Regions from separate parts of the Homo sapiens genome. Here region 1 is linked to region 2. Evidence: chromatin contacts called from ENCODE Hi-C or POLR2A ChIA-PET data. All regions are on one chromosome and are shown on one strand. Each heading gives the region's core, a stretch centred on a gene start or an enhancer-like site at or near the end of the contact. The rest is flanking DNA. Distances are from core to core; before and after follow the strand shown.

The links. A loop is a pair of places that touch in the nucleus more often than their neighbours do. ChIA-PET counts read pairs that join two places held with the same protein, here RNA polymerase II (POLR2A). Pooled maps may share reads with other maps.
Region 1: a map of naive thymus-derived CD4-positive, alpha-beta T cell shows a loop between it and region 2 (8-fold over the local background). The contact joins the promoter of OR52N2 here to the promoter of TRIM34 in region 2. A Hi-C loop is called at or near these places in 1 of 168 maps with a recorded cell type or tissue (naive thymus-derived CD4-positive, alpha-beta T cell), 4 of 37 single-sample maps with no recorded cell type and 13 of 50 pooled maps. POLR2A ChIA-PET finds 5 or more read pairs at or near these places in 3 of 52 experiments (T-cell, activated naive CD4-positive, alpha-beta T cell and naive thymus-derived CD4-positive, alpha-beta T cell).

Annotation. Positions count from the first base shown.
Region 1 is chr11:5,807,083-5,812,422 of GRCh38, forward strand. OR52N2 (olfactory receptor family 52 subfamily N member 2) reads left to right here and starts at 1,842. Exons shown (of 2, transcript NM_001005174.3): 1 at 1,842-1,972.
Region 2 is chr11:5,623,157-5,628,152 of GRCh38, forward strand. It overlaps TRIM34 (tripartite motif containing 34), which reads left to right and starts at 1,845. Exons shown (of 8, transcript NM_021616.6): 1 at 1,845-1,904. All of the region lies in intron 7 of TRIM6-TRIM34 (TRIM6-TRIM34 readthrough), which reads left to right. It also overlaps a transcript of TRIM5 not described here. RefSeq lists enhancers at 1,454-1,533, 1,624-1,893, 2,264-2,363.

The sequences.
Region 1 (5,340 bases), core at 592-3,091, 180 kb after region 2:
ATTAACTCCTCATGAACAAGGCTTTGACTTTTACTATTAATCCAGTCTGAAATTTGCTAAATGTATTAGCCACTGTAAAGGCATATTTAGAATTAGTACAGATGGTTCTTTCCTGGTCCTGCAGGTAATTTAAAGCTTGACTAAGTGCAGACAGCTTATAAATTTCTCTAGGAACTTCTTTATTAATTACTGAACACCTGTTGCGTTCTTTTTCCCTTAATCATTCCTGAAGAGGGTTTCTTCTAAGTTTGGCCGAACGTTTGTAATCAGTTAAATCTAAACACGTGTGCTTTCTTTTTAGCTTTGGATATCTCATTAAGAAACTTGCTAGATTAAGCGAATTATCAGTCATTAATGTTAAACTATACTTTTAAACTCGTACTTATACACATGTAATACTTTTCTGGTGGTACATTTTAATATAAGTGACTTTAAATAATCAAAGTCTTTTCTGGTGGATATTTTCACTTTTAATACTGGCCTGACCCATAATAAATGCTAGCGGATATATCAGCTGAAAGATTATCTACTACTTGTTCAGGAAACTTAGCCGCGGGGATGCCTAGCTGCTTGGAGCCGCATCTGAAGCCTGTATTACTTGACCCTGGCAAAAGTAAGGCATATGTCCCATAATGTAGTCTGCTTAGGCATAGGCTGCGGCAGAGCATGGGCTTTTTCTGCTGTGGGGGCGCACTAGAGGCTGCACGACAACGACAACATGTTGAGGCAGATCCTTGATGTCGCTAGCCTGTCAAAAGCCACCTGGCGAATGAGGAGCTTGGATTCCTTTCACAGAGGAGGACTTAGGCTGGGCCTGAGGGGAAGGGTTGGGGGTATTAGATGGGGGACTAGGGGCATTAGGTAAAGGATGGTCCAGGGAATCCTATGTGCTGTTTTCTTTGCTAGGATCCTCTGAGAACCCTCCTTCACTGTCTCCACAGTAGGGGCAGGTGCATAAGGGAAAGGGAGGACAGGTCTTTGCCTCCAAAAAAGAGCATAGTCCAGTTCTTCTTGAGAAACTGGGCTTTTATTATTTACATGTTAAACTGAAAGTTGACATAGTATATCCTCAGTTGACCCAAACTTTGGCCAGAAGATTGACGGATTGAGGTTAGGTCTTTGAGTCCAAATAGAAAAGCAATATTTTATCATTTGTTGCTTTTTCTTATGTTTAGTTCTTTCATTATCTTCCCAACATTTTAGCATGAGACTTAGGGGACTATCAGGTGGTATATCTTTGTTACTATTCATATCCTTTTTCATGAGACTTAGGGGACTATCAGGTGGTATATATCTTTGTTACTATTCTTACCATTTTTGCTTGTAATATTTCCCATATTGGGTCTTGGCTAGGCGCAATCTCTCATATTAGGAATTTCTTGCCTAACGGGGCATTGCTGTGGCTCAACCCCATCATATTAGGGATTTCTCGCCTATTTGGCGAGGGATTCCTTGTGGCTCAACCCCTTGTGTTAGGGGACCTCTTGCCTATCCTTCACTGGAATCGTAACTGAGGCTCAATTCGCCTATCCTTTAGCCCCACCTGCTGGAGGCTCTTTGCATCCTTTCGCTTTGTCCACTCTGGCCGCTTCCCTCGTGGGAATATTTCAGGTTCCTCTTAGCCTTGATGGCGGGTCAGCATAAACCCCTGATGGGACCCCCATATGAGGTGACCACAGAACCACAGATTGGACTCATTCATTCTGCGCAGCAGGAGCGCTTGCTACCATTCACGCACTTTCAACCTCCAGAATGCCCCGACCCACGGCCCCCAACCACCAAGGAAGTACTTTGTCGCCCCTGTGACGTTTCCTACCTTGATCTGTGCACAGAGTTTACCTGGTCACCGCGGTATTGCAAGCCTCTCCTCCTCGCGTTGCTGAGAGTCCGAGTTTATTCATCACAATGGGTGGGTCCCGATCTCCCCTCCCTGAGACTACCGCAACGGGGCATTGGAATGCGTCTCCCCTGGGTAGGATGACTGAAGATCCCTTTCTGAAGGAGAGTGGGGATCCCAGATGAGCCCCCAGAGTTGTTGGGTGTAAAAATGCTCTAGGAATAAATGCTCAGTGCCGCAAAGTGAAACCAACACTTAGGCAAAAGTTCTCTTAGCAAGGCAATTTACTTCTGTAGAAGGGTGCCACTCGCATCAATCAAGATCACAAGAGCACAGGGAAGGAAGGAGAGCAGGGAGCTTTTATCTCTGACAGTTTCTACTTCTGTGTCACTCCCCCATGGGCTGGGGTCCCCCATGGGCTGTGTCACTCCCCCATGGGCTGAGCTGACCAGATTGGCTACTTGCAAATATCTTTCTAAATATGGAAGGGAAGGGGAACACGGGGTACAGTGGTGAGGCATGTGAGATGTGCAGTTTCCGGGGAACAATGAGTCCAGGTAACTACGGGAACAGATGTGAGTTATTGATTAGAGCTGATGGGAAGCGGTAGGCTGTTTTACAGTAACTAAGGAAAAGGAAAGTTGAGTTTGAGAACAAAAGACCAGGAAGTTAGCGGCTAAATCTTTGAAGAGGAACTCAGAGAAAATTATTGTATCTTACATTGTCTTTCAAAAAAAAAAAAAAAGTAAAGCTATTTTCAAAGCAGTTCTATAAAAAAGCTGAAAAATGATTACCATTGCCCAAGGATAGTTTCACTATTCTGTGGGCTAATTAAAGACAAGAAATTTAAATGTGTCCCAGAGATTCTGGCACATTGTGTCTTTGTTCTCATTGATTTCAAAGAACATCTTTATTTCTGCCTTCCTTTTGTTATTTACCCAGTAGTCATGCAGGAGAGGCTATCACAATCTGAATTTAGTACAAGAAGATACTGTATTATGAGAAAGAACAAATAGCAGTAAGTTTAAGGAAAGGAAGAGAGATTTGGGAAAACGGTATAATTAATTATTCTACACTTATTACTTCAAGTATAAGGACTTCATTTAGAACAACATTCTTCTTGTCATAACTCATTCCTCTGAGTGGGAGAAGCATCAGATATCAGTGAGCTATGGGTGAGCTATATGCTGAGCCTTGACGCTTCACAGAAGTCAATCTCCCTGCCTGAATAGGCCACGCATTCTGGTCTGTCCACATTAGCAAAGTCAGTGGCCAAGCTTTCCGAAAGAGACTTGTATGTGTCTATGCTAGGGACTGGATGAGCAAGCTAGTCTAAATCAGAGGCAAGGCAGAACAAGGTATTTTGCCTGAAAAATCTAAAGCCTCATTTTCCCAGATGTATATCATAAAATTGTTGACATTCTCTGTCAACTCCTTGTCTCCTGTGTGTCTCAGCTCTGAACTGAGGAGGAAAGTACAAGGTTGTATTAAGAGGCCCTCAAAAATCCCAAAACATTTTAAAATGGAATTATGATGGAAAGATAAATAAATAAGGTAGGGGAAAAGTCAAATGAAGCAAAAACGCAAAGGAATGTGTTATAAGTATGAGATGTAATGTCACAAATTACAAATACCAGAAAAGACTTTCAGAAGGAACAAATGCTCAAGGTGGTACAGAAGATAAGCTGGTGTTAACATTGTGGAAGGGGGATGGGAGGTAAGAACTGTTTAAGGAAGAGGAAATGGCCGGCATGGAGGTTTTGAGGAATGAATGTGCCACACATGAAGGGACTGAAAACAAGATTAAGTGGGCTCAAATCAGGGGCCAGTTCTATCTGAGTTTATAGTACACAATCTTTTTTTTTAACCTAATATGTTACCTTTTTGTTGTTTTGTTATTGTTGTTTTGCTTCATACTAAACCTAGAGCCCTATGCCTATGATGTCAGGTAATTTCATAGAGTCATTTTTGGGTTTATGGTAAGAACAAGAGAGACAATGAAAAGGTTTAAGAAGATGAATGATAAAAGCTTTCTACTTGGAGATAAAAATTTTTTTATTGTAATACAGAAAGTTGAGAAAATAATTTTTGAAAAAACTATTGGCAAAAGTGGCTAAACACAAAATATATTAAAATATTTATAAAATATGATATATAAATATAATTTAAACTTTGGCCACCTGTTTTATTCTTGATATGTAAGATTTAATATAAAAATGAAATTCAAAAGCTAAGAGAGTGTATTACTACCAGACCTGCCTTACAAGAAATGCTAAAGCTGAAAAAACAGGATGCTGATTAGTGACATGAAAACGTATGAAAGAATAAAAGTCACTGGCAAAAGTAAGTACATAGTGAAACTCTGAATAATACTGTTATGGTGGTATATAAATCACCTATATCATTAATATGAATGTTAAAAGACAAAATTAATTTAAAAAATAGACAGCTACAATAGTTTGTTAAGGGATATACAATATAAAAAGAAGTAAATGTGACATCAGAAACATAAAATATCAGGGAGAGTTGAGTAGAAGTATGGAACTTCTTTATGCAATTGAAGTTGTTATCAGCCTAAAATAGCCTTTTATAAATATAGAATGTTTTATGTAAGACTTGAGGTAACCACAAAGCAAAAACCTATAGTAGATGCACAAAATATAGAAAGTAAAGAACGAAAGCACACTATTAGAGAAAATTATCTATCACAAAAGAAGACAACAAGAGAAAAAGAAGGGAAGAAAGAATGTAAAAAACAACAAGAAAACAACAAAATGGCTGTAGTAAGTCCTTACTTATCAATAATTACCTTGAAAGCAAAATGATTAAATTCTTCAATCAGAAGACATAGATTTGCTGAATGAATTAAAAATAGAAGACCCAACTATTTGCTGCCTGTGAGGGCATCACTTCACCTCTAAAGACACACACACAGGTTGAAAGCAAAGGAATGGAAAAAGATATTTTGGGCAAATATAAGGCAAAAGAGTTCAGAAGTAGCTATATGTATATTGGCTAAAATAGCATTTAAATCAAAAACTGTTAAGGCAGGAACAGAAAATCAAACACTGCATGTTCTCACTCATAAGTGGGAATTGAACAATGAGAACACATGGACATAGAGAGGGAAACAACACACACCAAGGCCTGTTGGGGGTTGGGGGTTGAGGGGAGGGAACTTAAAGGATGGGTCAATAGGTACAGCAAACCACCATGGCACACGTATACCTATGTGACAAACCTGCACATTCTGCACACGTATCCTGTTTTTTACTTTGAGAAGAAATGAGGAGGGTCGGGCAAGGTGGCTCACACCTGTAATCCCAGCACTTTGGGAGGCCGAGGCAGGCGGATCACGAGGTCAGGAGATCTAGACCATCCTGGCTAACACGGTGAAACCCTGTATCTACTAAAAAATACAAAAAATTAGCTGGGCATGGTGGCGGGCGCCTATAGTCCCAGCTACTCAGGAGGCTGAGGCAGGAGAATGGCGTGAACCCAGG
Region 2 (4,996 bases), core at 595-3,094:
ATGGGAGCCAGGTTTGCCCTAACCAGTTCTCAACCTGACTTTTCCCTTTGGCTTAGTGATTTTTGGGTCCCGAGATTTTCTTCCCTTTTACACTATCTAAATGTATTAGTTACCAATATTGAAATAAGGAAAAGAAATCTGAAAGTATTAGGTTGGTACAAAAGTAATTGCGGTTCTTGCTATTATAATACTTTTATTTATTTTGTTTATTTTTATTTTTTTATTTTTTGAGACAGAGTCTTGCTCTGACACCCAGGCTGGAGTGCAGTGGTGCGATCTCGGCTCACTGCAACCTCCGCCTCCCGGGTTCAAGCAATTCTCCTGCCTCAGCCTCCTGAGTAGCTGGGATTACAGGCGCATGCCACCATGCCCGGCTAATTTTTTTTTTTTTTTTTTGTAATTTTAGTAGAGACGGGGGTTTCACCATGTTAGCCAGGGTGGTCTCGAACTCCTGACCTTGTGATCCGCCCGCCTCAACCTCCCAAAGTTCTGGGATTACAGGTGTGAGCCACCACAGTTGGCTTTATAATACTTTTAATTTCAAAAGCCGCAATTACTTTTGCACTAACCTGATAGTAATTGACTCCCTTAAAAGTAGTCAAAGCATATTCCCAAGGTATTGGATGTGGATACATTTTTGTGGGAAAGTTGTTAAACTTCCAACAAGTTTATAATTGTCCTTGATCACCATGCATGAGTCAGATGGAGAGGGCAAAAATGAAAATTGTACCTTGTCAGGTGGTTTCCAAAGGTGGCACCTTTTATTATGTAATGTGCTCTACAGGAGGTAGACTAGGATTGTTTTGATGCATACAGCACAGAAAATGAATCTATCAACTTATATTCCTCATGAAAATGGAGCATGCTGTTTGTGGAGGCACAATGTGGGGTCATCCTGTGACCAAACGAGTGGCAACTCTTGTTCAAGTTTCCTCCTCGTTCGGTTTGATTTCAAGGTTACCTCAGTTTCAAAGCAGCCCTTTCTGTCCAGGGCACAAAACTCCTGATTTACTACTTACAACTAGTGGTTCTCAGCCTCAGATTCGCGTAAAAATTACCTGGAAGACTTTTCATTTTTAAATAATGTTACTGATATATATGTTATATGCAATAATATGCACCCATTTACTGTGCACAGTTTGATGAGTTTTGAAAAAGTTTTACCCCTTTTAAAGATTTAGAGCATTTCCAACACTCCCAAAAGTTCCCCAGGTCCTTTGTAGCCAACTTTTCTCAGCACCATCCACCTCTCCGCCACCCATCCTCCATCTCCTAGCGGGTGACATGGTACTTTGGTAGGTAGCACACAAGTGGATCGTTGGAGCTGAAGGATAATTCAAATTGGTAAACTGATTCGAGGGACCATGTGCAACCATGAAAGTGGTAGGAGAAGGGGAGTTGGGTGTTTAGCTGGCCTGGGAGGCAGGGAAGGTTAAAACAGGGCTTTTCAAACACAGCACTATTGATGTTTTGGAATGGATCATTCTTTGCTGTGGGAACTGTCCCATACATTGTAGAATGCTTAGCGGCATCTGTGACCTGTACCCACTAAGATGCCAGTAGCATTCCCCTAGTTAACAACCAAATATCTCTTCAGACATTGCCAAATGTGCCATCTAGTGCAAATCCTCCATTCTGCCCTCGAGAATCACTGGATTAAGAGCATTACCTTCTGTCCAGAGGCTCTAAAGGACTACACAGCTCATTTCACCTAGACGCTCCTTCCCCTTTTCTCTTCCTGACAGCCCCAAAAATTTCACTTTCATTTCTCAGGCAGTTCCTCCTCAGGAGGGAGGGACTTCTTCACACAGAGGAACCTCATTTGTTGAATGAATCCTGACCACACCCACCCTGGCTTTTCTTCACCTCTTCAACCAGGAGCCGAGATTTCTGTTGCTCTGAAGGTGTGTGGGGAGGTTTGTGGGGGGTAGAGGGTATGAGACTCCAGGAGAAAAGTTCTCAGTGAAGTTAGGGGAATTTGATTTATGGCCCCAAGTCTCCCCTGCTCTGTCGGGAGCAAAGGCTAGCTTGCAGGCTTCCTGCTTTGAGTGCACACTGATAGCAGCCTAGAGTCTGGGGAGGGACAGCCTTGAAAGCAGTGTTAAAGAGGCAGAAGGCCGCCTTTGTTTTCTGGGGTGTCTTTTTTTCCTCCAGGCTGAATCTATTTCCATTCCCTTCCTATTGTATAATTTTGATTTTCTACCTTGCAAAGGAAACAATTCTCTCTCTCTCTTTCTCTCTCTCAAAGAGATGAACAGAAGATCTCTTATTTTCCACCTCCTACTCCCTCCTCAAAAGAGAAGTTGGTGAAAGGAGGTCTCTGTTTTCCAAGTGTGTGCAGGGCTTAGCTCCTAGTATGTGGCGTCAGATAGAATGGAGCCATGGGAGCACGGCCAGGGGTTGAAGTGGGTTCTTTTGCTGCCCTCCTGGCAACCACTAAGGGGCTTTCTGTGGCCATCCTCACGTATTCTTAGTCCTTGGCCTCCCTGACAATAGCAGGTTGAGTGATGTGACTGCCGCACACCGCTCTGTTCCCTCTGTTCCTATGTCTTTCTGCAGGTCTCAGGGCTCTCCTTGCACATCCCTGAACATACCTGTTTACTTTTACTTCAGTAACCCATGTGCTACCAGCGTCTTCACCTGTCTCAGAACTTGCTCCTCATCATTCTTCCTCTTAGACACACCTTGGCATTGATTTGTAACCTCAATTTGTTATTGCTTTTCTTTGCTCACAATTACTTAACAGAAGTTGTTCATTGTGGGCTCAGAAGGAGCCCACGGATTTAATCTTCTTGTTAAGAATTTGATATAGAGTATGTCCTATCTTAAGCTCACTTGTGAGCAATTTGCACCTTGATTGATATGTTACAGATATTCTGACACATGCCATTCTGGCCTCTGCTCTCACCCTTCAGAGTTCACTGTAACTGCCATCCTGTGTCTCTGCCTTACTCCTGGGTAGAATCCATGTCTGCCTACATACTGACTGTCTCCCAGAGGCGTCTAGTCAGGCACAAGACCCAACATATGGGATAAAATTGATTATAAAGCAGGCTGCTAATGTAAAAACGTGCAATTAGCATCCATTTAACATTCAATAAATATGAAATATACGTGGAAGCCTACATCCAAATAGAAAGTGATCATAGACCATATCGATGAATGTTAGAGTACACAAGAAGATGACTAATACTATGGAGTAACATCTTCAAGAAGTTACATTAGGGTAATGACTCTGTAAAGACCTCATGAAGGCCTTGCAACTTTAAATAGTTTTTATGAAAGTTTTAAATAGTTTTCATTGTAAGAACACATTTGAGTAGAATCTTAAGAATGCGAGGAAATTAAAGGCTTTAATGGTTTTTCCCACGGGCTTAAAAGGAGAACAGTGTGGAAGATTAAGATGGGAGTGTGCCTGGAGAGGCATAAAAGGTGAGTTCTTACCAGGCGCGGTGGTTCACGCTTGTAATCCCAGCACTTAGGGAGGACAAGGCAGGAAGATCACCAGAGATCAGGAGTTCAAGACCAGCCTGGCCAATGTGGTGAAACTGTGTCTCTACTAAAAAAATGCAAAAATTAGCCGGGTGTGGTGGCGGATGCCTGTAGTCCCAGCTACTCGGGAGGCTGAGGCAGGAGAATCAGTTGAACCCAGGAGGTGGAGGTTGCAGTGAGCCAAGATCTCGCCATTGTACTCCAGCCTGGGGGAAAAGAGCAAGACTCTGTCTCAAAAAAAAAAAAAAATATGGTGAGCTCTGAGGATTGAGGCAGTGGGAAGGCATGTGTGATGTGGACCTAACTGGACCATTATGAAGTCTGGCCTCGCTCTGGGTGGCATGGGTTTGAACAGGAGAGTGACATGATTGACATCTGCTTTAAGGTGATCACTCTGTCTACTGATGTAAGAACAGAGATGAGAGCAGAGTGAAGAAGGACAGTGATGGGTGGGCACAGTAGCTCACACCTGTAATCCCAGCACTGTGGGAGGCCAAGGCGGGTGGATCACCTGAGGTGGATCATGAGTTTGAGACCAGCCTGGCCAACATGGTGAAACTCTCTCTACTAAAAATACAAAAATTAGCTGGGCGTTGTGGCAGGCACCTGTAATCCCAGCTACTCGGGAGGCTGAGGCAAGAGAAGCGCTTGAACCCAGCAAGCAGAGGTTGCAGTGAGCCGAGATCATGCCACCACACTCCAACCTGGGTAACAAGAGCAAAACTCCGTCTCAAAAAAAAAGGAAGGGCAATGATAGTATCAGCAAGACTAGTGGAAGAACAATTTCCTGAATTCAGGTGGTTTCTACCAGAGTGGTGGCAGTTGAGGTGGTTGGAAACTAATTTGAAAAAAAACTCTTTCAGCATATTCTCACGAAGTAACAGACAGAAAAAGACATTAGGGATTGCTTAATGAAAATGATTCTATGTTAAAAAATAGCTTTTTGGAGATATATTGACCAGAACACTACAGCTCTTGGGGAGAGAGTCATTAATGTGGTATAGATTGGGCCCTGGACTCTAAGGAGTAGCTGAAGCAAGAACTCAGTGCACAGAGGAATGGGGAGGAGATGCTACAATGTTTCTGAGCTCTCAGGGTCTCTGGATGTCAAAACAGGCTCTACTTTCCTTATTGGCAGTTTCTGACCAAGAATCCAGAAGAAGTGTCTAGGATATTGTCTAGAAACTTCAAAAGACATCCTCCCCTAAAAGTCACTCGTAGAGACACTCTAATTTTACTATCTACCTGCAGAGAGACTTAAAGTTTGCATTATCATATCCAGATGTTAGGAGTCCAGATGTTAGGAGAAGACTCAAATGAAGGGTATAATCACCTGGCAGCTATGGTAACCAGGTAACCTGGGAGTTCTGTCAGGCCAATGGCACTCATGTTCCCTTCTCTACCTCCCTGACTGCTGCTGGGCTTGAGCCACACTGGGAAGTGGTGGGGTCATTTCTCACACGTGGGACCGTGGTTACTCTGCACTTTTCTCATTCTTTTGCCA